Linked DNA regions of Mus musculus: region 2 is linked to region 1. The links are chromatin loops, found by intact Hi-C in ENCODE. Cell type or tissue: heart. All regions are shown on one strand. Links, peaks and the distances in the headings refer to the core of each region. The heading gives the core; the rest is flanking DNA.

Region 1 (16,902 bases), core at 4,282-12,281:
ACACAAGCACTTGTACTTAAGATTTATACAATTTTACAATTCTGTTCCCTTGAATCAGAGAGTTTAATAAAGAGAATAAAGAGATCATTTTGATGAAAACCAAACTCATCACAGGAATTCACTTTATTATTCCCTTTTTAATACCATACATACCATTTTAAAAATTGTCTAACAATATAGGAAAACTCTTATAATATGACAAACATGATAGGTATATATGTATATATGTGCACAAGCACATGTATGCTCATTAGCTTATTAGAAACAGAACCTTGCCTAAATTAAAAATTAAATGAATGCTCTTAATTTTGTTTTCATTATGACCAATTTTGTTTTATGCTTTTTCTTCACAATTCTCTGTAGTTTTCATAAGTACTAAAATAGATCTCTTTTGTCCCCCAAATATATGTTTAGGGTAGGAGGCCATGGCAGACAAGGAGCAAGGGGAATGTGGCGGTGTGGAGAGGGCAGGATAACCTGGGAGCAGATGAACTCTCCCCAGCTGTTGGTAGCAGGCTGTGTCCTGCTCTCAGTTACTCCATGTTGTGGAAAGCAGTGTTTTATTTACTTTTTTCCTAGACTGTATGCTGACCAAGCAGAACCTTTTTTTATAAGGGTCTTTGCACTCCATTTTGAGGATGGAGGGTAACTCCATACCTTGCTGTGCACATAATCAGCAACAACTCTCCAGCATCATGCATGAGCACAGACTGATAGTAGCTCATTCCCCAAAGCAAAGGGTGACACCTATCCATTTATCAAAGCAAATTAGGACCACATGAACAACATTAAAATCATATCAAGAATGCCAGGCACATAGCAGACTGAGGAACAACCTTAGGCGAACCCTAAAAGGAGGTGCATACCAAAAGCTGCAATGATGGTAGCCCCCACTGACTTGTCACCTGAGTCCTGGAGTGTGTCAAGGGACTAGCATGCAGAAACTCCTGCTACCCCAGTGTCTTCAGCTCAGTTTGTTCCATTACTAATGCTGCCCTCCTTGGGTACTTTATCCCCTCCGTGGTCCCACACCTCTTCTGGCAGCTCAATTTGACCATCAGGCCCACCTAACCCAGCAGCTTGGTTCTGCAGTTTTGAAACAATTTGCTTGTCTAACTCTAGCAGAGATTTTCTTTGAGGTTCTATCACGTTCTGCCCTCTTTCATTTCTCTTTGGACTCCTTCACTTGGCCATGGCCTCTTCAACCCTTGAGCAATTCTGTTAGGTGCACACATACATGCACAGGAGTGGGCAAGCGTGCACACACATACATTTACATGTGTATGATTTATATTACTATTCAACGTGTAGTGTGTAACCTAAGAGTTAACATTAATTAGTAGCTAAGATTCGAATAAAACAACCCATTTTTGCCAATTGTGTCTGTGATATGATATGGAGTCTCGCCAGCAAGGACACACACACAGGACACACACGGGTTCTTCTGCAGCATAGCTTTAATGCATCTCAAGAGAAAGATCATTAGCTTCTGGGGGAGGAGGCCCAGAACACAGGAAACTCGGTCCTTTTATAACCCACAAAGAGCGGTTGGAGACGTGTCAGCTCCTGATTAGCTGCTCACCATTAGCCCAGATAACGTCATGGGACAGGCAGGGCACAAGGCATGGAAAAATACCCTAGCACATGCGCAGACTACTTGTTTACCAGTTAGAACACCGGATATCAGCGCCATCTTGTAATGGTGATTGCAAGGGCGGCTCCTCACAGCCAATAGTTAACTATGAAGGGGAATTGACTCAGAAAATTTCAGCCAGACACCAAGGTAGCTTGTGAGCACTATTAGTCAAGAAATTCTGGTGTTTTGCGGAGATAAACAAGTATGTCCATCTGTTTCTGCCATTGTGTGCTTCCTTCTTTTACTCCCTCCCATCAGTGAGATTCACTTCTTCTAGTCAACAGTGAGTGAGTCCCTAGAGGTCAGAACTTGCAGGTACCTGGATCATGAGCACATAGGCCAGATGTTTCGTAGACATGTGACTTACTCTCTGATTCGTTAGACATTACCTGTTAAAAAGTCTAACAATCAGAATGCCAGGGGCGGCTGGGCAGTGTTGGCGCACCCCTTTAATCCCAACACTTGGGAGGGCAGGCAGATTTCTGAGTTTGAGGCCAGCCTGGTCTACAGAGTAAAATCCAGGACAGCCAGAGAAATACAGAGAAACCCTGTCTCGAAAAAACCAAAACCAAAACCAAACCAAACCAAACCAAACCAAATCAAAAAGAATGCCAGGGGCTCTGGATTCTGCTGTGGAGTGTTGCCATTTCCCCTTATGCTAAATAGGATGAAGAGAAAGGTTCCATTCTACAGAAGAAAGGCATGGGCTAGATTAGCCAACAGGTGTAGCCACATAAGGAGAGGGTTTCCTGCTCTAAATATCCTGCTTCCTAGTGTTTTACAGTTATAACTCCATTTCTTAGGGTCTCAATTCTTGTAACAACCCCCTGTTAAAATGCAAATGCCAAGGGCCTTGTCAGCAGACACCTTGGCTATTAGCTCATAGTCAAGCTGACAGCCAGTGCTGCTTGTTGGAAATCAGTTCCCAGGGAGGTAAAGAAATAGTGGCAGTGGCGAGGCAGATTGAGGGCAGCTGCAGGTCTCTGTGATGACTAGGATCAGACTGTCACAGAGTTTCCAAACCTGAAGCTGGTGTGGAAGCGCAGGTGAGGAACCCTAGTTGGCACTGGACACTGGGATCAGTTGGCAGGGAGCTCAAGGCAGGGCTCAGTGTCTCAGTCTGCTGGTCAAAGTGAAGGTCTGGCTTATAGTAGATGGGTGCACTCATTGGTCTCAGCGCCCAGCCTTCCAAGCAACGTTGCCTTCAAGTTCAGTCTTGTTATTGGGATCTCACTCTGCACTCCCTGCTGCCTACCCCTTATGTTCTTGGGTGAGACATACACAGTTGTGTGAGGCATGGACAGTTTATTACAAAGTTCTTAGAGGAGGAAAGTGGACAGTTGCTGTCTGATGCAGACAACTTCCTGAAGGGGGTCTTCCTGCGCAGGTGATTGGCAGGCCATTCGGATTTAGCTTTCAGAGAAAGGAACATGTCCTTATTCTTTACCAGGAAGCTTTCAGAAGCATAGAGATCTTATGTGGTTTAGATACTTTCCTGTAAATAATTCTTCAAGCTGTTCCAAACTCTTTGTTTCTACTCAGGAATGGAGATGTGGCAGATCCCGTTTCTTCTGACCAGGTATCAGAGACCTGCCATTTTCAATCTTGATTTTACAAGCTGGTCATTCGGAGAGAGGGGTCTCCCTCAGTGGCCTCCACACTTGCTATATCTAATTAGAAACCTGACTGTCCTTTGTACATAAGATTGAGATTATAAAATTGATTAAGATATTTTCATTATTGTTCATCTTTAAAACTAATATAGCTTCTGAGGTTTTGAGTCCTAACCATGTCCCTAATTATTAAATTAAAAAGTTAGGAGCTTGGTGCTGGGAAGACAGCTCAATTAGTGAAGTATCTACCCCATAGGTACAAAGACCTAAATTCAGTCCCACTAGAGAAAGTATCCGAGGAGCTAAAGAGATCTGCAACCCTGTAGGTGCAACAACATTATGAACTAACCAGTACCCCGGAGCTCTTGACTCTAGCTCTATATGTATCAAAAGATGCCTAGTCGGCCATCACTGGAAAGAGAGGCTCATTGGACACGCAAACTTTATATGCCCCAGTACAGGGGAACGCCAGGGCCAAAAAGGGGGAGTGGGTGGGTAGGGGAGTGGGGGTGGGTGGGTATGGGGGACTTTTGGGATAGCATTGGAAATGTAATTGAGGAAAATACGTAATAAAAAATATTTAAATAAAAAAAAAGAAAATTTGGGTGTGGTGTCATGTAATTCCAGGACAGAGGAAGTGCAAGCAGGTAGAACCCTGATAATTTGCTGACCAGCCATTCTAGCTGACCTAAGGAGTTATATTGTTTCAAAAGGCAAGGTGGAGAGTGCTCCTGCAAAGTAACAAGTGAGGTTAACCCCTGGCCTACACACACACACACAAACACACACACACACACACACACACACACACACACACACACACACACACACACACACAGACGGACTCCTCCACCGGTCATCATTTAAGCCACACATTAATTATTCCTACCTTTCATGTCTCCAGCTACTCCAGAGGCTGAGAATGAAGAAAGCAAGACCAAGGTGCACCTGGGCTACAAAGTGAACTCAGGGCAACTTAATGAGCTCTTGTCTCAAACTGAAAGAGTGAGATAGGGGTATGGCTTCACACATGGGAGGTCCTGGGTCTAATCCCTTAGAACTGTCAAGAATGGAAAATGTCCTTTGGAGTTTGAGATGTAGCTTTGTGGTCAAGCATGAGGCCCAGGGTTAGACCCAACACCACAGAAGTAAAAATAAATGAATCTAAACCTCCACTTCTTGAGGATTTCAGAAACTGTTTCCTAAAAGTCTTGCTGTTGGTCTATGGAATGCTCCAGCAAGAGAAAGATGCTGAATCTCCCTGTTTATGTGCGTAATCGCCATTACCACGTGGGAGTTAAATGGCATTCTGAATTGAGCAAGATTGCCTGAACAGATTTCAAATATTTGGGGTTCAAAAAAAAAAGTGTGCTGCCAAAATATTTGTTTCCTTCTCCATTTTTTCTTAAACCTATGTTTATTTCAAGGAGCATTCAAGCCATGTGTTTGTAATGCACTTAGATTCAGTTCACCAAAATGCTACTTCTCCATCAGTTCTTTGGTATTCTGGTAACCCACAGGCCCTTTAACTTTGAACCAGGTGTACAGTGGTCAACCAAATCACAGCAGTGTCTAGAGTGACCCATACTCAGTCCATTTCCACAGTGTATAAAGAAAGGACACCCAAGGCCCAGCATGATACACCCATAACCTGTCAGCCAATTAGAAGTCAGGAAAGCCCTTGACATTTTAGCACTCTAGTCAAAACTGTTAAAGTAGAAAGTTTGGGTGAAACAATCCTGGTGGGTCTGTATGTTACATTGGTCAGCATCTTTGTCCATATTGAAACAGGCACTTAGGAGCTGATATTGTTGAAAAGCATAGACTCTTTCCTCAGGACTACACGATGACTAAAAGAGTGAGCAAAGCCTAGTTTCTCTGCTACACATCCTGTCAGAAAAGATGAGGCCTTGTCTTCCATTTTCCTCTTGAGATGCTAGAAGCATTCATGTTCTCCCCACAGGACAGAGCATGGATAATACAATGAAATTGTCTATGAAAGCAATGCTGCACTGGAGCAGACCTGAGCATCTTGATCAAACTAGATTAATCCCCTCCAGCTATTTATTTCTTCAGACTGTCTTATGGAAGCAGATGAGGATCACCCAGAGCACACACTCGCCAGATGGCTGAGTTGTGCACCCTTGTCTTCTGCCCCAGTTCTTCTACCTAAGTCCAAGGTTCATGTTAGTATCATGAGGACAGAGCAGACTCACTGAGCCACTTCTATGGTCCTCTTCTCAGTGGAAGACAGTTTGCTGGGATGGCCACAGTCCATCTAGACTTTCACCAGAAAAACCTGGCTGCAAACACTGAAGCTGCAACTAGTCTGTCCCTGTAGACAGACTGCAACCTACTCTACTAACCAGTAGCTGAAGTGGCCAGCTATCCAGACTAGGTTCAGATAAGATAGACAGGAGCTCTGGCCAACTGGAAGTCTCTACTTCACATCTGATTTTATACACCACACCCTTTCCTCCAGCTATAAATATAACCTGCCCATCCTTGAGTGACATCCTTTAAACTTTCTGGTCCATGTGGTTATCTAATTCACAAATCATCTTGCTCAATTAAGCTGCTAAGCTACAGTGTAAAGTCTACCAACTGAACAGCATTGGCCTGTTATGAACTCACCTCTGCCATTGCAAATATTGAGAATGAGTATTAAATATCAATACCAAGACTTGAGGTGGCTATTCAGTAAGAGGTTCTTGTTGTCTCTAATTTTGTAAGGCAGATGGTGACAGCATGGTGTGGCCCCAATCTCTAGAGAAGTTAGTACAGATCTTGTGAATCAAATGTCTTAGCAAATTGCAAGATATGTTCAAGGTATATCCATGACTCACCATCTATAAGTTTTTCTCTGGATCTATTTACCCACTGGATATGACTAATTCTAGAAGGTCTGGGATGCAGAAGCTATTGTAAGAAGCATGCTAGGTATTACTTGACTAGCACAAGGCACACTTTGCAATACAAATATTTCTTTGGCCTGATTCTCATGGTTTTTCATTATATTGGGCTAAACTCCCAATCAACATTGTCTCATTTAATTGTCCCTGAAATCTGAGAATACTCTTATTCGTCCCCACTTCATAGATGAACAAATGGAGGTGCAGAAAAATGTGACTTAAGCTGTGTAGCAGAGTATGTGCTAGACCTGAGACCTACTATATTATTCTGTGGGAGCGCCCAGGCCAGAGCCATTGGCACTGTCACAGCAAAGACATGGACAGCATCTCTTTAATAGAGACAGACCAGTGGAAAGGTGATGCTTGCATAGGGTTACAGACACAGAGGTGGGGCATTCGTGAGTATCAGGAGTTAGTTACTAAACCACAGCATGAGGAGAGACTTGGGATCAATTGGCCTAACTTCAATCAACACTATCAGGCAAAACAATATGTTCCACTTTCTCAAAATGTGAGTCACAGGCTGAACACAATAACCAGATGTGGTCTAGCCAGTGTTGACGGCTGGCCTGCCTGTCCTCCTCTTTCAAACTCTCTATTGCAAAGCCCTAGTTTTACTATTTTCCAAAGTCACTCATTATGTGGCTACCCTCTTGGGCTAATCCCCATGCTGAGCTTTCAGTTGACAAATATGCTCTTATCTCGCTTACGTGTCAGCCCATGTCTTCAGTGTATTCACATCAGCTGGGTCCAGATTGGCCTCTCCATGTCCTCAGCCACCTAATGGGATGCTGCTCTCATAGCAAAGGATCTGTTTGCCATCAGTCTCACTGGTCTTTCTCTCGTGTAGGCAGGAGATAGCTTTTCTTCCATGCCATGAGCTTGCATGATGTCTCTCTGTGCTAACCATTATTGCCCCTGTAGTAAGAAGCTTCCATGACCAAGGTTGGGAGAAGCGCATATCTGTGGAAACAAGTAAACATAGATATTTAGAAGGCAGTTTGACAACATGGCATTTAGGAAACAAGTCTTTAATCTCAGCACTCAGAAGGCAGAGGTAAATGGGTCTCTGAGTTCCAGGCCAGCCTGGTCTATAGGAAGAATTCTAAGACGTTTATGGCTGTACAAAAACCCTGTTTCAGAAAACAAACAAACAAAATACAAAATACAAAAGAAAACAGTATCACTATAACTTCTCCCCTACGGTCTATGACTTCTCGAGATTTTGACCACACTTACAGTACCAGGTCCTTTAGGTAGATGGTGGGTGCATTTATCAAAGCAGTAGGTTAGAAGGTAGTATGAAGAGAGTGATTCAAACTTTGTACTTATGTTTCCCTAGGTGGTATGATGCAGCTTCTTCCATGAATCATGTGCAGTGGGTCAAGTCTCCTTTACAATGATCCAGACCCCAGATGTACTCCACAAATACTGTAAAACTGTCTTTACCTTCTTACATTTGATTGGCAAACTCTCATGATTGATTATATCAATTAATCTTTGCAACAAATGAAGAGAAAGCAGCTTACAGAGAGCAGGAGCACCATGCATGAGATGCCTGAGCATACAGATGTTTAGTGGATCTGACCTTTTCCTTTTACCCATTTAGCCTGGCTTTAAGAACTACAGTGATACATGTTTGCCATCTATAGGTCGGATGGGAGCGTGCTGTATTTATCTTACTGTCAAGCAACCAAGAAGAAGCAGGAAGAAGTAAATCATCACGTGTGAGCTGAGATTTCCAAACTTAGAACGATAACCTTAAGTGTGTTTATCATTGATAGAAAACGGCTCAGCCATTTGTTAAATTCATCTGGTGGTTTTAGAATCCAGTTGCCATTGTTCTGAGAAATCTCTCTCCTGTGCAGTATATGAGGGCCTAGACAAGAGACAGACAGTTCTGTTTTCACTCTGCTTGCATTCCTCTTATTTTGAACTGTCTTTCACAGATGTGTGCAGCTGTCACTGTCATTAAAATTCACATATTTTTATTTCTCTAAAGGAAGCTCAAGCTTATCAGTACCAATAGTCTCATCCAGTTCCCTCTTGACTTCCCCCTTGCATCGTCCTCGCCAACCACAAATGGACTTCCTTTGACATGGATTTTTATATTCTAGATAGTTCTTATTAATGGGATTGAGCAGTGTGTGTGGGATTTTGGTGGGCATGGAGGGGACTGGCTTCTTTCACTTAGCGCAATATTTTCAAGATGCATTCATATCGTACATTCACTAGTGCTTCAGTCCTTTACGTGTCAGAGTAATTTAGCACAGAAAGGACATAGCACACTTTCTTTATCTATTAATCAGCTTAGAGTGGTCTTCAATTTCACAGCACTATTGCAAATACTCCCATAAATCAGTCCTGTGCACAATTATAAGGAGATGGATGTTTTATTTCTCTTTGGCATATACTTAGTAATAGACCATGTGGCAATTCTTTTTAACACTATAAGTAACTGCTAAATGATTTCCAAAGTCGATTTAACATGATATATTCCTGTCACCTAACTTATGATGGTTTTATATCTATAATTTCTGATTGTGTTTACTACTGTCTTGTCTACATCTGATTTAGGGTGTGTAAGGTAGTACATAATTATAGTTTGATTTGTGTTCATGTAGTCAGTAATGGTATTAGACATTTATCTGTGTTTACCAATCATACGTTTTGTTACTGACTTCTATAGAATAAAGAAATTCACATATATGACATTGATTGCAAAAGGTCACAAGTTGGAGGATTTGAGAGTTTTGAAAATTTTTGTACTTGCTGCTTTATTTTATTTATCATTTCTGAGACACACTCAAAAGCAAAGAGGGAGGAAGGTAACTTGGGTTCCAGAAATTGTTGCTTTCCTTCGGATACTTGGGAACTCCCCTGAACTCAGACCTCTTAGAACTGTTGGATCCTCTTAGATCATCATCACAGTTTCAAAGTCTCTGTTCACACCATGTTGACACATGTGACATGGATTTAAACCCATATATTATTGGTATTAAGTTAGGCTGAAAAGAGTCCTTGTTTCTTCTAGACTTAGATGAGTTGTCTGAAAGATCCCTTCGGGTCAGAAACACTGAAGGAAAGAGAAAGTCTTTCTTGTTTTTGTGCTTTATGAAAAAGAAAGCTCACACTAAACTTTTAATAAAATACAGAAAGCAAAGAACCTTTCTTGTGTTTATTTTTTCCTTTTCTAGCTTTTATTTATTTATTTATTTTACTAATTTACTTTACATCTCACTCACTGCCCACCTCCCAGTCACTTTCTTGCCTTTAAGCACAACACTAAATGCTAGAGAGACATTCTTCCTGCCCCAGGACCATAAATCCAGTTACCCAGAAGCACCATTCCTGCAGCAGTACTGGAAGCTGCCTGTTCCCAGCTACTTCCAGTCCTTTTTCACCTGTGGATGGAATCTCTGGACTGTCTCAACTGTGGTTCACCTAACACCCCCCCCCCCATAATACACTCACATAATACACTCTTTATCTCATATGACTGGATGTAATGACAATTTGGGGATTTTGGTTTCTTTAAAAAAAAAAAACACAGAAATATTATAACAATGTGTTCAGCTTTAATCCCTTAATCCCAGATATGGGGCTATAGGACTGCTTCACAGCAGCTGACAGTGATTTGCCTAATGCTCTAGCATGGGAAGGATTTTGCTAGCTGCAGATAGTTTCTGTGATTGTGTGACATTTGGAATTCTGGGGACTTTTCAGAGGGAGCAAAAATGCTAGGGTCCTGAAAGGTGGGGTAGGTTGTTGTTTGGTTGACTGTTGGTTGTTGTTAATTGCTGTACATCATGGTTTGATTAGTAGTTGCGCACAAAGAAGAAACAACAAGAAGGAATCCTGAAGAAGGATATCCTGAAAAGAAAAACCAAACTTGCCCCCAAGGAACTCTAATCAACAGAAAATATTCTAATATAATGTCACCCACTTTCTGGCCCCTGATTTTGTGTAGAGATCTTTCCTTTCCCCTGTGGGTTCTTTTTTTTTTTCCTACCTAGTTTTAGGGGGTTGAAAGGGTAGGGAAAGGGGGTGGAGAAGTGTGGAAGAAAGAACCCACACAGTAGCCAAAGACAGCTACAACTGGATGCTTTCTTCAGGGTTCCTGGGATGGTACTTGAGATTTCTTTGAAGAGACTGCAAGTGAGGTTAAAAAGCAAATCCATGAAAGCTCTGTCCTCTGGCTACACTGTCCCATCTTGATCGGTGTTGAGGGGTCTTTATTGAAAATCAAGTTTGCTCTGCAAATTAGGAGTAAAATGTTGTTTTCTATTATGGGATGGCTGTCTGGAGCCTCTCCCAGCTCTTGTCTTCCAACCCTCCCAAGCTGGCCATCTCATACAGCCTACCCTGCTGGCTGTCTCATGCTATGCTACTGCATGCCAGGAGTCTGCAGGGCTCCATCAGACCTTGAATTGTAAGAAGGGGCTTTCTGGGCCTTAGCTCTGCCAGTTGGGTCCCTGCCTGAGGGTCTTCTCTTCTACCCAAGGTCCTCCAGTAACTTTCCACTTCATGTATAGCCAATAAGGTACCCTGGGTTCTGCCCACACAGTTCTGAAGTCCCTGTAGCTGGGTCCTCATTGTCTTCCTTCACTTGCACTAATTTTCAAGATGTTTCTCTCTCACACTTGCTGTGGTTTGAATGTGCTTTCAAAAGATCATCCTTTAGAAACGTATTCCCCAAATCATTGCAATCAGAAGGGACACCTTATAAGAGAAGACTGGGTTCGAAGTGGAGAACAGAATGGATGAACAGAACAAGTTATTGTTATTACCATGGAGGTAGGTTAATGATCTCCTGAATATGCTTGTTAAAAACAGCTAAGGTGCTGGAAAGAAATCTCAGTGGATAAAACTGCTTCCTGTGCAACTGTGGGGACCTGTGTTTGAATTCCCAGAACCCATGTAAAATACACAAGTATGGAGCAGGCATCTGTAAACATAAGCTCCTGCAGAAGATGGAAGGTGAAGACAGGCAAAGGCCCAGAATCCTTTGGGCAGCTAGCCTGGGGTACAGAGAAGAAACTCGACAGGGACCTTTATCTCAAACAAGATAGAAAACAAAGATTGATACCTGCAATTGTCCTCTGATCTTCACACTCATATGATGGCACCATTGTGCCCACATTAACACACTCACACACACACTCACACACACACTCACACAGTGTTTATAGAATTGACTCCAGCCCATTTTCACTTGCTTGTCCTTGCTCACCCATAGCTCTTCCACCATGAAGGACCCTGGCCAGATGCCTTCATCTTGATTTCTACACTTTGATGTCTAGAACTGTGAGAAATACGTGTCTTTCCTTTTAAATGAAAACTCCTTTGGTCATCTGGGATTGCAACATTCTCTCCAAGGGTTAGTTTTAACCTAATTTTGGCAACTGACAAGCTTGCCAAAAAAGTACCCGATGTCAGATGGCACTTGAAATGATGGCAGTGTTGGCTTGCATATTCAACCCTGCGGAATAGAGCAATGAACAACTCAGACAGATGCTGACCTTCAACACTTCCACTGTAACAGCAGAAGAAACTACAACCTAACAATAAACAGTAACCATACACAAACTGTATGGACTTATGGGGAAATACAATTAAGAAATGGCCAGCAGGGCAGGCTGTATGTTAACGTTCTAAAAAAGAACCAGGCTGAGAAGTAACTTCATAAAGAGATTTGACTGAAGATGATACAGAGGGCTTTTGTGATATTCAGGCTAGGGTGAAGAGGCAGTCTGAGTGTATAGAAATGAAGAGGGGCCAGGCAGGATACAGGGTCTGGCTTTTACCTCTGGACATTGGAAAGACCTTGGGTTTGGTGGGCTTAGCATGATCTGTTCTCTGGCTTCTGTGGGAAGTACTCAGATTAGGACTCTAAGAGAAAATGAAGGAAGATGATGGTATTGGCAAGGTCAATGGCTGCTTGGCAAGGAAACCTACAGCCAAGGCCCTGAATATGGGCAAACTGCAATGTTAGTGTGAATACTGAGCCTTTAGAGCTTGCTAATGAACTAGGTGTAAGGAACAATACTGCCACGGGTGGTCTAATGACCTCTGAGTGCTGGGGACACCTTGACTAAGTTTCACTGTGGAATCCTGAGTCAGAGCCAGTTACTTCAGATGAGTTTATTTCCCTACCACCCTGATCCAGTTAATACTGTGCTGGGATTAACTTTAAATGGGGGAGGGAGCACTACAAAGAGAAGGCAGCTAGGAGGATTAGGAGTGCACTTACTAGAAGTTCCCACATTAGTGAGCCTCCTCAAGTCTGTCAGTCCCCAAAGGCAGCTTAGTGGTTCCTTCCCTGAGCCTGTGAGCAGTGTCACAGAGAGCCAGACACCCCTGTGATGAAAAGGTCAGGGTCAGTTGAAGGATGGCTACAAGCATTGAAACCAGGGAGCTCTCTGTTATTCCCATGCAGGGAGTTGGCCTTAAGCCTCCAAGCCACAGTGAGGGACTAGGGGGCCCAGGACTAGCCCCGCCCTACAGAATCACAGTGTTCACATAGCAGTGTTCCCTGCAAACATTAAAGACTTGGGCATAACCATAGAAAATCGGAGAAAGAAAAGCATGGACAAGCAAGCCTAAGTCTCACCCTAGAGAACTTCCTGCAATGGCAGGACAGGTAAATATATTTACCAAATACATTCCTTTGACCTACTGGGACTCCTAGAACCGGGGCAACAGATTTCTTCTAGACATGTATTTTTTCTCTAGTTTTTCCTTGACTCTTTTACCTCTTTCCTGGGAAGCCTCTAAGTCTTACCCATCTCTGAGATGTTTCTCTTATTGTTATTTTATATCCTACTAATGCTTGACTGTCTTTTCACAGAAGTCTACCAAACCTCTCCATTGCCCCAGTTTGCCCGATCCACCTCAGGATGCCTCCCAGCCCTTCCCAGTCCTCAACCACCACATAGCCAACCTTGACTGGTCACACTCAAAGGTGAAGTTGGGCTATTTTAACAGGGTTTATTATTGTTAATGTAAGGTGTGTCTCAAGCTGTGTTCATTTCTCACTCTTCGGATAACGTAGTAGCTCACAACAAAGTGACAGTAAAATTGTTATCTAGTGAAGGCCTGCTTCCATCTTTATACCAAGACATTCCTGATGTCCTCAAATGGCAGAAAAGGCAAGGGATTCCTCTGGAGTCTCTTTTTAAATTGGCACTCATTTCACTGTACATACATACAGTCTATGCTCTATGTTGCAGAGAGAAAGGAAATCTGTTGTAAATTGTTTCTAAAGACAGAGGGAGAAATATGTGTGAGAAATAGAAGACCATGCATTTCAGATAAATATGCAAGATTATTTTCATGTTTTAAACTGTCTAAAAATGAAACAATCTTTATTACTAGTAAGTACATCTCATTTTTCATTATCCAAGTAATTGTCAAACCAGAATAGCACCACTGGGACAAATAAAAACAGCGGCCAGGGAAGGAGGACAGCTCATCCTGGCAAAGAGCAGGGATCTAGAGAAGAGTCCTGAAAGCCACAGTCACAGCAGACACCAAGATCACTTGTGGGAGAGGTTAGGTACCCAGACTAGCTGGGAAATTAGAAGGGACATGAAATTGCTCAAGAGACTGGAACTCATAAGCAAGCATAGGAGGGCTAGAACATCCTGCTTGCAATATTTTTTTCATCACTTAATTTATTCATTCACTTTGCATCCTGATGGCTCCCCCTCCCTCCTCCCTATTCCCCCTCACAGCCCCTCCCCTTGCCATTTCCTGTTCCTCTGAGAGGGTAGAAGTCACCTAGGTATCCCTTACCCTGGCACATCAAGTCTCTGCAGGACTAGGTGCATCCTCTCCCACTATGGCCAGACAAAGCTGTCCAATGAGAGGAACAGATTCCACAGACCAGCAACTGCCTGAGAGACAGCTTCCACACCAGTTGTTGGGGGACCCACATGAAGCCCGAGCTGCACGTCTGCTGCCTATTTGTGGGGGCCTTGGTCCAATCCATGTATGCTCTTTGTTTGGTGGTTCAGTCTCTGAATGCCTCCAAGGGTCCAGGTGCCTGGTTGCAATATTAATGATGAGAGGAAGATGTCATTTGTTTAGACTGGAAAACAGAGTGTTGTGGTTCAGAAGTGTCAGCTAAAGGCTCAAGTGTTAACCCTTGTAACCACAGAGAATTGATAAACAGCCACAGAGGTGGTCAAGCCTTCAAGAGCTGGGCCCAGTGGAAGGAAGTTACCTAGTAGAGGTCAGGAAGCCAGTACCTTCCTTCAGCCACATTGACTGCTGTTCACTTTCTCAGACTTGACTGGGTTGTATTAACTATGTACTTGCTGTGTGCTTTGGTGATTAGGCTTTAGTGCCCAGTACTACAGGCTGAGGAATGCTGAAGCCTACATGAGGCAGAGGAATGAGGCCACACTATGTTTCAGACTTCCTGAAGACTGTCAAGAAACTGATTTGAATTTAGCAGAGAAAGCAGCTTTGGGAATTATCTAATAAAACCACGAGAGAACCACCTCCTGAAATTCTGACCTCCATAAGCCCAGTCTCTCTCTCTCCCTCTCCCTCCCTCTCCCTCTCCCTCTCTCTCTCTCTTTCATACACACACCCACACCCCCCACACCAACATTATACATACATACATACAATCAAGCATACACATCATATACATGAACTCACATGTACCCATTACAAAAACATATGCACACACATTCACACATCAACATCACATACAGACACACTTAAACATGCACATTACACACACACACAACCACACACACACACACACACACACACACAAAATCAGATTTCAACTCATGAGTTTATGTAATAAACAGTAGTAAAGCAGGGACTCTTTCACTAAAAGGGCTTCAGGTCATCCCGACCTCTCTGCCAGGTTTTATAGTGTGAGGAAGGTATGGTGACTTGCTGTCTAGGTCATCTTCTTCCAGGCAAAATGATAGCGTTTTAAAGGAAAGTCATCTTGTCTGAACCTATGTTGCTATTTCTATTCCAGAGGAAATGACACTCTTCCCTTACAGCACTCTTGCTTATGGTTCCAAATTTACCATATCCTGTCTCCTTGAGGTTGGCATTGCAGGGACTACTAATGACACAAAGGCAGGTGCGCATGCTTTCACATCTCCCTAGCACATGCCTCTCCACTCTGGGTCGAACGGTCACTGTATGACAAACATAACAGAGACTCACTGAGAAGACAATGTCACCACTTACTCTTCCCTCAATGGCAGAGGGCACTTACAATGTCTAACTAAATAAAGGCACATGAAATGCTATTATTTTATTAGTGTGAGAATAGAGATGAGGATGAATTATATTCATGCTTTAAAGATCATAAGTCGCTTTTTATAGAACTGTGTTCAAATTTATAATCACAAGCCTATGAAATAATTACCGTTCATTTTCTTTTTATAGGTCAGAGCAACACGCCTGAGAATAGAAATCTGACCCCAAAGCCAGGGCCCCTTTCTAGCTCAGGAACGTTCTGTAGGAGCATCCCTGGCCTTGGGCTGGCACTTAGAAATGACAAGATTCCAAATTAGCCCAGGCAGAATGGCTACCCTGCCAGGCATTGAGCAAGCGATGCCTGAACTTTCTATAATAAAGACTGCTGTGATTCTGTTATGTTATTATATGGCCATGATTGAAAAAAACAACAACTGGATTTCTCACGTGTGACCATCATCACCAACCCTGTAGTCTCTTGAGCATTTCCGGAATGTAAACATCACAACCTCTTCCTGTCTTTGAAGGCTATTGTTACTATTTCAAACTCAGAAAGGCTTGATTCATGTCTGCACCAGCTGAGAATCAATAGTCTTTATAATGCTCTGCCACAAATGATGGAGAGGCTACCAGTAAATATTTTTAAGTTTTCTGTTTCCTTGTTATTTATAATTTAAAATGAGCTTGGAACAATCTAAATTCTACCAAAAGGACTTGTAGAATAAATTGTGGAACATATATACAGTGAAATATCAACACTGACTTATGGTAGACATGGAGGTCCTCGCTCTCACAGAAGCACTGGAGGAACCTAGAATGTTATCACACAAGGTAATTCCTTCAAGGGGAGGGAGGCAGTACCTGTTATCTGCTCAGAAGGCTGGAAGTAGACATGCACTTTAGCCTGACAATCATTGCAGTGTGTGGCCAGAAGCCTCTCCCAGACCCATGCCACAGGCTTGTGTTTCTCAAGCAATCTATAGAAGGTGTCACATGTACTATACAGAGAGTTTGATGTAGTCACGTCTAGTCTTCATTTAGCCTACTTTGTTCCTCAAAGAGATTTATGTATGGTTTATCGTATACACAGGACTGAGTTAATTAGCACCAGAAAAGTTTTCATCAAATTGTAATGTGCCTAAAATAAAACACTCAGGGTCAGACTCCCAAAGTTGGAAGCAATATCGACTGCTCAGTCCTGTTGAATGTCTTCTTGCCTCCTGCAGATTGTCATTCTGAAGGCTGTGGGGGGGCCTCACACAAACCCCTGTACTGCTTTACAATGATTTTGTATTGATTATAAGGTAATTATATAAAAGGTAGTTATTGTCATGGAATATTAATAATAACATAAGTGATATGTGCTATCAGCTATGTAAAGAAAATGTATGTGGTATGTACATGTGTGTTCATTCATCTTCTGATCCTATACTGTAATACTTAAGATTGTGGCTTTCAGAGAACAGAAAATTTTTTAAGGTTCTGGAAGCAGAAAAATCCAAGT
Region 2 (13,141 bases), core at 494-8,493, 190 kb before region 1:
TGCAGAGGACAAGGACGACCACTTTGAAATTGACAGCTCGACAGGAGATTTGTTCCTAACTAAGGAACTTGACTACGAAATGACATCCCATTATCTTATCAGGGTGATTTCTAAAGATCACAGCCAAAGCCCTGCCTGGAACAGCACAGTCTTCCTTAGCATTGATGTGGAAGACCAAAATGAGCATTCTCCATCCTTCCAGGATGAGTTCATTGTGATAAGCATAGAGGAGAATGTCCCTGTAGGGACTCTGGTGTATGTCTTCAATGCCAAAGATGGCGATGGCAGTTTTCTGAACAGTAGGATACAATACTTTGCAGAATCCAGCTCTGTTGGAGTGAACCCATTTCTCATCCACCCCTCCTCTGGTGCATTGGTCACTGCATCTCCCCTGGATCGAGAAAATGTTCCAACGTTCATCTTAACTGTCACGGCATCAGATCAGGCCGTGAATGTGACAGATCGGCGATGGAGGACCCTGGTAGCAGAAGTGGTGATTTTGGATGTGAATGACCACAGCCCCACCTTTGTGTCCTATCCCATCACCTATGTGAGAGAGGATGCTGAAGTAGGTGCTGTGGTGCACCGCATAACTGCCCAGGATCCAGATGCAGAGATGAATGGAGAAGTAGCTTACAGCATCCTCTCAGGAAATGAGGACATGGTCTTCGTGCTAGACAGCTCCTCAGGTACAGTGCTTCAGTTATTATTGTATTTTGCTAAATGTCTTGTTATGCTTTGTTTGAAAAAAGCTCTCCTATATCTCAGGATGAGTTCAAAGTCACAATGTAGCTGAGGATGGCACCGAATTCCTGATCTGCCCGTCTCTGCTTCCTGAGTAATTGGATTGCATGTGGATGCCACTATGCTCAGCTTTGTAGAAAGAAAATTTAACACTCCTAACATGTTTTTACTTCCAGAATATATTATTCTTCACTGTGAACTCAGTGCTGTGCAACAGAGCTCTAAAGGTCACACTGTTTACTTAATCTAATCCATTTTTTCCCTCACTTCCTCCTCTATGCATCCAGACAAACACCATTCCTCTTGGTAACCCTATACATTTGATCATTTTAGATAGCTTAGATAAATGGAATCACGCAGTGTTTGTCTTTGTATGGCTAGCTTATTTCAGTCAGCACAATGTCTTCCAAGTCCAGACATGCCATCACACATGACGAAATTCCCTCAGGAGTTTAAGGACCATTGCTTGCATGTACCATATTTTCTGTCGCCACTCTTCTGCTGATAGACTTTTGACATTGTCACTGCCTCCCAGAGACCCTCATCTCTAGTCTCTTGCATAAATATCCAGAAATGATGTTACTGGGGTGTATGGTCCTTTAATTATAATTAAAAGCATCTTAAAACTTCTGTAACTTCTCTGGAAAGACAGGGCTTTATGATTATTTAACTAATTTTGAAAATATTTTTGAGGAATTATCACAATGTTTTCCGATAGTGTGCGAGAGTTTGGACTTCTCTGTTTCCCTACCAACTCTTCTTTATTGTTTATTGCTCTATAATAATGCTACTATGGTAGTTGTTATGTGACAGATTCTTCCTAGAGAGATGTGACACACACACATTTGTACACACATATACTCACACTCACTCACACTCATACACATGCATTCACACACACACACATGCACATATGCTCACACTCATCATGCACACCAAACACACACATGCAAACACACACACACACACAAACACACACACACACACACACACACACACAGAGAGAGAGAGAGAGAGAGAGACAGAGAGAGAGAGAGAGAGACAGAGAGAGAGAGAGAAAGCACAGACATTCTATTGAACAGTTTGTTGATAACTGCTTTGTAGGTAGCTCATATCTCATGGTCCAAGGGTTCAGGAACAACCACTGTGAGTCTTTGAAGTAGTGAATGCTGCTAGAAATACAGCAAAGTGGCCATATGCCAAATCAAGATCATTATGCAAGGGTTCTAGTGTGCAAATGTGCCCTTGGATTGTGTAAGCCAACATCGATCAGTAACTGAAAATTACATACAGGTTTTAATGGCTGAATTATTTTGCTCATCAGTAACATTGTTTTTTACATCAGTTGTAGCATTTTAATTTTTACATCAGCATTTACTAGGGTCACTCACTCTGTACAAATGTCACTCACTGCCAGTTCAGAGGTCTTGCTGTCACTGTGTTGTCAGATGCCACCCACTATGCTTGTTTTAAAATGTGATGTGATAAAAGGGTATACAAAAATCTCAACCCCGTGAATTTGGAAATGAACTTCTCTTTATGTAATTTTTCAGGATGTTTAAGAAACTTATGGATTACGATATAATTGTCTGTAAAATAGTGATTTCAACATGAACTTAAGGCAGGAGGATCTCAGATGTAAACTATTTGGCCAGCTGTGAAGAACATTATTTGGAATGAGAATCAATGTGTCAGATTTGGAAGCTGTGAGCATAGTTGGCTCTACTCTGTTGGGAAATTTTATCAGAACATTTCTCAGATCCTGACATATGGTTCCCTTCTGAGGCTCACATGAACACCACCTAAGTGCCCAGCTGACAAGAGATTCTCCAGACACAGGCTCATGGTCTTTGCAAGCTCTCCTCAGAGCTGATTTAATGCTACTTTAAATGCTTTCCAAGATGCCCAAGGAAGGTCTGTTTCAGCCTCTTAAAAAGGAAGAATAAACTTGAATTGTGTCTTAGTAATGCTGGCCTCATGAATCTTGAGCTATTACAATGGCTATTTCTCTTGAGGTATTTTTCAAAGACAAAATGATAATTGAAGAATGTATCCATATGAGATGGGAGTTTTTTCCTCTTACAAGACTCATGTTTCTAATAAAAATAAATGGCATAGTGAGTTTTCCTACAGCCTCAATGTATATAATGATGAGTAATTATTAAACAACTATTTTCAAGGTCCTTCTCAATATTTAATTATTTGAAGAAAATATTAGGGAGTCAATCATCCTAAAAGAAATACACAACAGTTATTATTTTATGATGGCTGTCTGTGTAAAACACTGTACACACACGGAGTTGTGTGGTTCAACAGTAGGATAGAAAAGTGGCTTTTTGTGAAGTTTATTGTCTGTGTTGCAAAACATTTTATTTGCCCTTTATTGTTAATAAAGCAAGTGGCAAGTAACCAAGAGTCAGTATAAGAGATGCCAACTCCTTAACAGAAATCAAATGTCTGAACAATGGAGTCATATACACATTTTAATAACTTGTTTGCTTCTAAGTGTGTCATGCATCATAGACTATATGTTATTAGTATCATAGATGCTTTTGAAGGTGAGGGAAATGTTCTGTAGACTAACGACTTTGCTGTAGGCCTCTCAGGTATAGGCTAGACTTTTAAATTTGTCATTTGTCTTTACAACTCAATTTGACTTTCTGACTAAGAACATTAACTTTCTGTTGTAGATAATATATGAATATGAAGTTGGCTCAATAAATGTCTTTCTCTTTTTTTATGATTCACTCACTTTCAAAGAGAACTGAGTTTTCAATTGAGTAAAGCGATGTAAGCTGTGGTAGAGTAAGCAAGCAGTCTTAAGATGACATCCATAGCTCACTGTGTCTTCTCTTTCAAAGCAGGCTTGCTGAGGATAGCCTGCCCTTTGGATTATGAAGTGAAAACTCAGCATATCCTGACCCTCGTGGCCCATGATGGTGGCATGCCAGCACGCTCTTCATCCCAGACTCTGACAATCACTGTCCTTGATGTAAATGATGAGACACCAGCATTTAAGCAACTTCTGTATGAAACTTCAGTTAAAGAAAACCAAAGTCCAGGGGTGTTTGTTACAAGGGTTGAAGCTGAAGACACGGATTCAGGTAATCTGAAAAATAGGTAGTAGATGCTATTAAAAAAAAAGCATGTAAGAGTTATATAGTTAATATAAAATAGTACTCATGGGAGAGAGTAGCCTATGAGAGACATAGATAACACAGTAGGAAAATGGCTGCCAGGGAGCCGAGTAACCTGGGTTGGCTTTCTGGAACCCATGATAGAAGATAAATGATTCTGGAGTGTTCTTTTTAGACTTCCACACATGTGCTATACCGCATGTGTACTGTGCATGTACTTACCCATAAACACTAACAGTAAACAAATTAAGAAAAATAATAGCTATGGGGAAACAGAGTTACCACTTACCTCAAATATCAAGTATTTTCAAAGCATACATGAAACGAAAAGCTGTAGCTGGTGCTTGTTTTTGTCTAGCATCTGTTTGTGTTGATCCTTATTATTATCTGGAGTGGCACCTGCCTAATAAACACATAACTTATTGATTTTCACGAGGATGCAGCAAGCAGAGGTACCCACGTGGCCACATTTATCTCAGCACACTGGATGCACTGAGCGTGAGAAGTGTAGTGCTTCTTCATCTCCTCAGTGCTTCTTCATCTCCTCAGTGCTTCTTCATCTCTTCAGTGCTTCTTCATCTCCTCAGTGCTTCTTCACCTCCCCAGTGCTTCTTCATCTCCCCAGTGCTTCTTCATCTCCCCAGTGCTTCTTCATCTCCCCAGTGCTTCTTCATCTCCCCAGTGCTTCTTCATCTCCTCAGTGCTTCTTCATCTCCTCAGTGCTTCTTCATCTCCCCAGTGCTTCTTCATCTCCTCAGTGCTTCTTCATCTCCTCAGTGCAGGACAGGCTCGCTCCAAGGGCTCATGAGCTCACGTCACACAGCCCAAGTTTGAATCTCAGAATTATCTCTCCCTAAAGCTGTGCAACTTGGAAGAAGTTACTAACCAACCTCTCTGTTCTTCTTGTCTGTAAAATGGAGACAATTGTGGTGCTTAATATGTCGTCCTGTTAGAAGTATGAAGGCATGACTGTGTGGAAAGAAAGACTGTATGAATATCTGGCACAGTCAATAGCAATGTCAACTACCATTTTTAGTTTTACAATGAACACAGAATAGAGACACAAAAATCTAAAATGGGCAGTTACGGTGGCAGGGAATTCATGAGTGTCTCCGACTTGCTCTTGAACAGCGCTGAGGCTCTTTGGATGTCTAAGGCACAGTAGATTTAATGACATTCCGTTTTTATTTTAAACTAAATCGTGATAAAATTGACAGCTCGGTGTTTCAGGTTTTGCTATTAACAGCACTTTCTGAGTTTTCCCATCAGAATTATTGCAAACCATCTAATTAACCAGTCTTTAAAACTTACATTTGTAAAATTTGCACTTACGTTTCCACAACCCCGAGAGGGCTCTCAGTGGTGTTTCTCCCATAAATGTTGATCAGAAGAGTAAACGATAGATTTCTTTAGCTTTCAAACTAAGTTCTAAATTGCTCAGCTGCTCTGATCTCTTGGGAAACACCACTGTGCATCGATGAGCCTTTGATGTGAATTTGTCTAACATGTTTAGGGACGCTTTTCAAGGGCTAACGTAATTTTCCCTCTTTGACCAGAGAGGGGCAGTGTGATCAAAGACTTTTCCTCGGACATGGACAGAACAGAGCATGCTCACAGCTGCTCTCGGTCCCTGCTTAGAAGTTAGCGCTTTTCCATCCCTGTTTGCTTTTGGGTGACAGGAACAATGGGGAACACACTCAAGCTGCCCGTTTCACAGTGGTCCTAGTTCAGCAATGTTCTCGTCCATGGTTGCTGCTGTAACCATCAGCAGGAGCCTCCGAAGGATCGCGTAGGCTGAAGACACTGCTGATGAGCAGCTTAGCAGCCTGCAATCTTTTTTTCCCCCTTGGCCACACTTCGTTAATTTTATTGCCTGTACAGGATTCTACTATATACAGGCATTTCTTTTTCTTTTATATTTGAAAAGATGAAAAAAAATTTCTACCCCCCTCTCTGAAAGTATTAACAAGACTGCCATATGCAAATCTGTCTACTTTTTCTTTCTTCCTTCCTTCCTTCCTTCCTTCCTTCCTTCCTTCCTTCCTTCCTTCCTTCCTTCCTTCCTTTCTTTCTTTCTTTCTTTCTCTCTCTCTCGTTCTTTCTTTCTTTCTTTCTTTCTTTCTTTCTTTCTTTCCTTCTTTCTTTCTTTTTCCTTCCTTCCTTCCTTCCTCCCTCCCTCCCTCCCTCCCTCGCCCCCCTCTCTTTTTCTTTTTTCTTTCTTTGCTGTGTAGTTACTTTCTTTTGAGTTGAAACCTTATCATTATAGACATCAAAAATACAACTGAAAATTCAGATGTACAGTTATTACTTTTGCAGCTTTACACTTGTGGATGTTTAAAGTACAACTTAACATCCCCCCCAAACTTCATCTCATCTTACATGTCTTGGAGATGGTTTGGATTACTGAAAGATTTTTGTTTTCTTTTTTTATCAAATTGATAAAAATTTTAAAAATATTTTTGGAGAATTTCATACAAGTACTGTATTTACTGTGTTTTTAATGAAGCCAGATCTGTTAAGCGATTAAGCAGGTGTTTTTGTAAATACATATGAGTGTGTGTGTGTGTGTGTGTGTGTGTGTATTTGAATATATTTCTTCTGGATCTTTTTTCTTTTTGTGTTTTTCCCCTTTCCTTTTCTTTTTCTTCTTTTTGCACTTAGTGGGTTAAAAGAATGGAACAGGATTATGCATGAGAATTAAATGACGTACTTGGGATTTTAACATAACTGGCATCGGGTTGGAATTTATGAATGGTTTACTTTATAGTATGTATTAAAGAAATACTATAGTGTTACTTAATACCAGAGAGCTGAGCATATGTGTTCTGGCATTCTAGAATGCAGATTTTTGAAACGTAACCACTCAGTGCTGTTTGGCATTCGAAGTCCAAAGGGATTTGAATGTTTATATTGTGTGACTCACTCTAAATCTAGCAGGATTTTTTTCTTGTATTAAAAGGAGAAAAAAAAAACAACTACTAGATTTTAACTGAGGTATTAAAATTTTCCCAGTATTTGGTTCCATAACAAGAGCTCCATTGTTAGTGCATAGAGCTGACTGTGGCTGCCTCTGGCTCCCCGGAGGAAGAGGCACCTCGCAGGGCAGATGGCTTTGGGGTTATGGCACTTGCTCAGTAGTGGTGAAATGTGACACCTTAGCAAAACAGTGCATTGGTCAGTAAGATGGGAGTTTCTATTCTGTGCAAATGTCCTCTGTACCCAGTGCCATCCTGAAGAAACTACATATGGTCTCCAGACAGGACTTTCTCTTTGTGCAAGGTACTGCAGTACCCTGACAGGAATTTCTCTGTGTGTGAGGTACAGCTGTGCCCTTCAAACCCAGTCTTGGAGTCAGGGGAAAGCACAGTACTTCCCTGACTCTAATTCGGACACCACTTCTCATGATATGCATCTAACATCAGATATGTAAAATGTAGGAGAAAAGTTTTAGAACAAAAGGCAGACATTAAGTAGGAATTCCTCGCCTCTCCGACTCTGGAGTACTCCGTGTTCTCCTCATAAGAGCCATTGTGTACACTTTTCAAGAGAAGTCGTACACACGCCCATTAAATCAAGAGGCTAAATTATCTTTATTATCATTGTTATCACTATCTGGGCATGAAACCAGGGGTTGGCACATCTTAGGCAAGTGGTCTATCATGAGCTTCATCCCCATCCCTAGATACTAAAATATTCAAATATATGGCAGTTTTAAATATCTTCTCTCAATAGCAGACAATAGGGCTGACTATTAAGTTTTTATTGTCAACTTCTTGATCATGGTATCGCTCCTGCTGGGCAAGCATAATGTCACTTTCTTTATGAAGATGTATTTCCTCTGGCCATCTACTGCTGCAGATATCCACCGATTGCTCACAGGAACTCTGCTGTAGTTGCTCATCAGTCTGCTTTCTGAATCTTTACCAACAGCCCTTGCTGGTTTTAGGTTCAGTCCAGCCCAGCGGTGCATTAGAAAGCTATAGGATCCTGGCGCCACCCAGTCTTATTTGTTCTCTTCCTGATTCCAGAAACTTTCAATTTAGGCCATTGGGAATGTAAGATCTTGAACTTCTCAATCTGAGGCCGTTGCTAGAGGAAACAACGTAACATGCTTTGTATAGGGTTAGTCTACTTCTGCTAACATCTTACTAATGTCCTGTTGACCTTTTGTTGGTGTTTGGTTGACCCACACTATGTCGATTTTTCTCTATATGGATTCCAACTATAAATGCACTTAGAGAAAGGGGGAAATGTGTAAGGACCAGTCATTATCTCACACTGAGATTGTCTTTGTTAAAACTTTGGTCTAAACTCGGACTTTGTTGTATTTGTTGACTATCTCCCTTCTACACTATAGACCCGGATTTAGTATATTTTGCTTTCTTTTAGCCCAGATTCTTGTGGTAGCCAGACATACAATGTAAGCACTCAATGGAGAAAGCAAGGCTCACGAGTCATAAATGGCTTCAGGTTGTTTGAAATATATGAATTTACTTATTTATTTACCTCCTCCCCAACAATAAGTGAAGCACGTCCTCTTTTGGCTTTAGAAATGTCTGAGGGTGTGGGCATTGGAAAATAGAATAATATGTATTATTCCTAGTAGACAGAAAGTGTTAATAAGTCTTCACAATCCAATGTTATATTCTGCTGCGAGTCATAGGTCTTTCTCTTGTAGTTTAAATTGGTTTTATATATATTTCCAAGGTGTGTGTCAATATGGATTCTTATCTCCCTATAACCTACATTTCCATCTTGGTGCCCACCACACTGCAGGCTCTGGCTGTGGGTGTCAGTGGACTTTTTCATTCCTTTGTCTCTGTTGTGTATCTGCCGTTCAATGCAGGTCAAGTCTTCAAGAACATTGATCTTGAGGGCTATCATAGTAGATTGGCAATCTTCTGTGAATCAAGCTGCCAAGTTTAAAACTTCAACTTGTCATTTGCTTTCTGTAAATTATACTGACATTTGGTTCCCTAACCACTTTGAGACTTTTAATGATCACTTCTTCACAGTCCAACCCAAGTGGTTGGTTATCTGTTTTATCACACAAGTGATGATTTACTGGTATTCTCTCTCTCCTGTGACAAGACACTGGCACTCTATTCCAGGACAAAGAGGCCAGATCCCACACTATGCAGGACCTTCTCCTTGTGACAAATGTTCTTGCCAGTTATGTTCTGCCAACAATATTAGATGCTGCAATAATTTTGCTGGACAGCTGCATGAGCAAGGACACAAGTATGAAGGTTGGGGTGAGGGGAGAGAGAGAGAGAGAGAGAGAGCTGAGGCTGGAAGCATCTACCACTTAGATTCAAAATGAGAAGTTTTGAAACTCAGAGGACTGACAATAAGAGGAGGGACAGTGTAGAATCTGGAATTAAAGGGACAGAATTCTGCAGAATCTGCAATGTTAAATGGACAGAATAGCATTGCTATACAATATGTAATTAGAAAAAAGTCCAATCTGCCCCTCTTTAAAAATACTTATTATTTATTTATTTTATTTTGTTATGGATATTTTGCCTGTTGTATATATATTTGTGATCTGTGCACAATGCCCATGAAGGCCAGAAGAGGGCATTTGGTTGAACTGAAGATATAGATGGTTGTGAGTGGCTATGAACTGAACCAGGTCTATAGCAAGAACAGCATATGCTCTTATCTGCTGAGCCATATTCCTAGCCCTTACCGCTTTGGACTTTCAGCCTCCTTCCAGTGTCCCTTTGTGACAAGTCTTTGAAGATAAGAAGTCACTGGGCAAAAAAAAAAAAAAAAAAAAAAAAAAAAAAAAGTCACTGGGCAAAGGAGAGCTATAGTCTTAGACTCTATTGTCATAGGTCAGGGCATGCAAGCATAGGTTTAGATTTGAGAGACAGTAGTTTAAGCACTGTTTTAAAAAACAGTGAGGGACGAGCCAAAAGGAAATGGTAACTCCTGAGTCTGCAAGCAAATATGTTCAGAGAGCAGAAAAGAAGTAAGGGGGGGCAGGAATATAGCAAGGGTGAGCTGTGAGGTGAGAAGAATTGAAGGTATAACAGGGTCTATGTTGTGAGAGAATCTGTAGATGCTGGTGAAGTGTATGGATTTTATGTATCTTTCTTTCCTCTTACTGGTTAATTCCTGCTCATCTTCATGGTTCTACAGAGGGCTTAGCCAAACATATCATATCATATCATATCATATCATATCATATCATATCATATCATATCATGTAGAACTGTGCTTGCATGACTACTTGTCTGTCCTGAGTACTGTACTATGAGCCTTGTGGGGAGACAGACTTCGTGGTCGTCATAGCACTACATTTTAATCACCTGCTCATTCCCTTAGAATGCTGCATGCTTAACTGATCGAAACAATGAACATACTATCTATCTATTCTCTGAATCTACTTCCTCCTGGAGTCTATCCCATCACTCTTTATAACTCAGATTTATTGTATATTCCACACAAAGGAGCTATGCAGACCAAAATAGTTGTCTTAACAATATTTTTCCAGGTCTGGCAATAAATGTGCGTGGATAATTGAGCATGGGGTGGTGGGGGGGAGGAGAAATGAGAGGAGAGATGAAGGATAAGAGGAATGAATGAGTGAATGAATGATAGAAGGAAGGGAGGGAGGACAGGAGGAAGAAAGGGAGGAAAAGAATTAACTAAACAAATAATTGAAGCTCAAAAAAGGTACTGATGTCACCTGGAGTCAGTGATTAGGAAAAATTAGATGAATGCGTATGCAGTTCTACCTCTATCCATTAGAGTAAGATGCTAATTAAACTATGGCAAGAATAAGCCATTTTCATCTCACTCTGGAAACAAGGAGACGAATATGACACAGAGAAACAACTAGGGGCTTTATCTCAATCATAGCATGTCTGCCTAGCATTTGTGAGACCCTGCATTCCATACTGAGCACCAAAACAAATAAATAACTGGAAAAATTATTTTTTCTTTTACTCCTCTTCCTATGTGTTTTTCTTCTCCTTTCTTGTTCCTTTATGTCTTTTTAGATATCAGTCAGGAATTGATAATATCATGGAGAAGCTAAAATAGGTAAAAACTGAAGATAGCCACTAGGTTTTAAAACCAGAAAAGCATCACTCACAGTAGAAACCATAGCTGGGGGTGACAGTGGTTTGACCTGGGCTTCAGAGAATGGGCAACATCCTTAAAGGAAATTTGGCAATATTGAAAAGGACTTAATCCCTATAGTTTAAGAAGATAGAAAAAATATAGAAGGAAGATTAGAAGCTTCAAGAAAATTCCAAGCCAGAACAATCGAAGAATCACTTCTGCCATTAAGATGGTTAGGAACACCCTTCCGCTCGACTCGAGACTCGAGCCCCGGGCTACCTTGCCAGCAGAGTCTTGCCCAACACCCGCAAGGGCCCACACAGGACTCCCCACGGGACCCTAAGACCTCCGGTGAGTGGAACACAGCGCCTGCCCCAATCCAATCGCGCGGAACTTGAGACTGCGGTACATAGGGAAGCAGGCTACCCGGGCCTGATCTGGGGCACAAGTCCCTTCCGCTCGACTTGAGACTCGAGCCCCGGGCTACCTTGCCAGCAGTGTCTTGCCCAACACCCGCAAGGGCCCACACGGGACTCCCCACGGGACCCTGAGACCTCTGGTGAGTGGAACACAGCGCCTGCCCCAATCCAATCTCGCGGAACTTGAGACTGCAGTACATAGGGAAGCAGGCTACCCGGGCTTGATCTGGGGCACAAACTCCTTCCACTCCACTCGAGCCCCGGGCTACCTTGCCAGCTGAGTCGCCTGACACCCGCAAGGGCCCACACAGGATTCCACACGTGATCCTAAGACCTCTAGTGAGTGGAACACAACTTCTGCCAGGAGTCTGGTTCGAACACCAGATATCTGGGTACCTGCCTTGCAAGAAGAGAGCTTGCCTGCAGAGAATACTCTGCCCACTGAAACTAAGGAGAGTGCTACCCTCCAGGTCTGCTCATAGAGGCTAACAGAGTCACCTGAAGAACAAGCTCTTAACAGTGACAACTAAAACAGCTAGCTTCAGAGATTACCAGATGGCGAAAGGCAAACGTAAGAATCCTACTAACAGAAATCAAGACCACTCACCATCATCAGAACGCAGCACTCCCACCCCACCTAGTCCTGGGCACCCCAACACAACCGAAAATCTAGACCCAGATTTAAAAACATTTCTCATGATGATGATGGAGGACATCAAGAAGGACTTTCATAAGTCACTTAAAGAATTACAGGAGAGCACTGCTAAAGAGTTACAGGCCCTTAAAGAAAAGCAGGAAAACACAGCCAAACAGGTAGAAATCATTAAAGAAAAACAGGAAAACACATCCAAACAGGTTATGGAAATGAACAAAACCATACTAGAACTAAAAGGGGAAGTAGACACAATAAAGAAAACCCAAAGCGAGGCAACGCTGGAGATAGAAACCCTAGGAAAGAGATCTGGAACCATAGATGCGAGCATCAGCAACAGAATACAAGAAATGGAAGAGAGAATCTCAGGTGCAGAAGATTCCATAGAGAACATCGACACAACAGTCAAAGAAAATACAAAATGCAAAAGGATCCTAACTCAAAACATCCAGGTAATCCAGGACACAATGAGAAGACCAAACCTACGGATAATAGGAATTGATGAGAATGAAGATTTTCAACTTAAAGGGCCAGCTAATATCTTCAACAAAATAATAGAAGAAAACTTCCCAAACATAAAAAAAGAGATGCCCATGATCATACAAGAAGCCTACAGAACTCCAAATAGACTGGACCAGAAAAGAAATTCCTCCCGACACATAATAATCAGAACAACAAATGCACTAAATAAAGATAGAATATTAAAAGCAGTAAGGGAGAAAGGTCAAGTAACATATAAAGGAAGGCCTATCAGAATTACACCAGACTTTTCACCAGAGACTATGAAAGCCAGAAGAGCCTGGACAGATGTTATACAGACACTAAGAGAACACAAATGCCAGCCCAGGCTACTATACCCGGCCAAACTCTCAATTACCATAGATGGAGAAACCAAAGTATTCCACGACAAAACCAAATTCACACAATATCTTTCCATGAATCCAGCCCTTCAAAGGATAATAACAGAAAAGAAGCAATACAAGGACGGAAATCACGCCCTAGAACAACTAAGAAAGTAATCATTCAACAAACCAAAAAGAAGACAGCCACAAGAACAGAATGCCAACTCTCACAACAAAAATAATAGGAAGCAACAATTACTTTTCCTTAATATC

The links. Hi-C counts contacts between places; a loop is a spot of excess contacts. Peaks named below come from ENCODE experiments on the same cell type or tissue, not always from the same donor. Only the 100,000 strongest peaks of a DNase experiment are listed, where the experiment ranks them.
Region 2: it touches region 1 in a loop (2.6-fold over the local background); 3 of 42 quality-filtered maps call a loop at or near these places.

What each region holds. Positions count from the first base shown.
Region 1 is chr3:83,467,853-83,484,754 of GRCm38, forward strand. No RefSeq gene overlaps it. Among named protein-coding and RNA genes, the nearest start is that of 1700028M03Rik, 98 kb to the right of the region's middle. In heart, for the core only: a CTCF peak has its summit at 7,820; no DNase peak of the experiment used is centred there.
Region 2 is chr3:83,281,596-83,294,736 of GRCm38, forward strand. It overlaps Dchs2 (dachsous cadherin related 2), which reads left to right. Exons shown (of 20, transcript NM_001357165.2): 9 at 1-689; 10 at 3,609-3,848. Among named protein-coding and RNA genes, the nearest start is that of Gm10710, 160 kb to the left of the region's middle. In heart, for the core only: a CTCF peak has its summit at 5,440; no DNase peak of the experiment used is centred there; H3K4me3 peaks cover 420 bases; H3K27ac peaks cover 220 bases; H3K27me3 peaks cover 351 bases.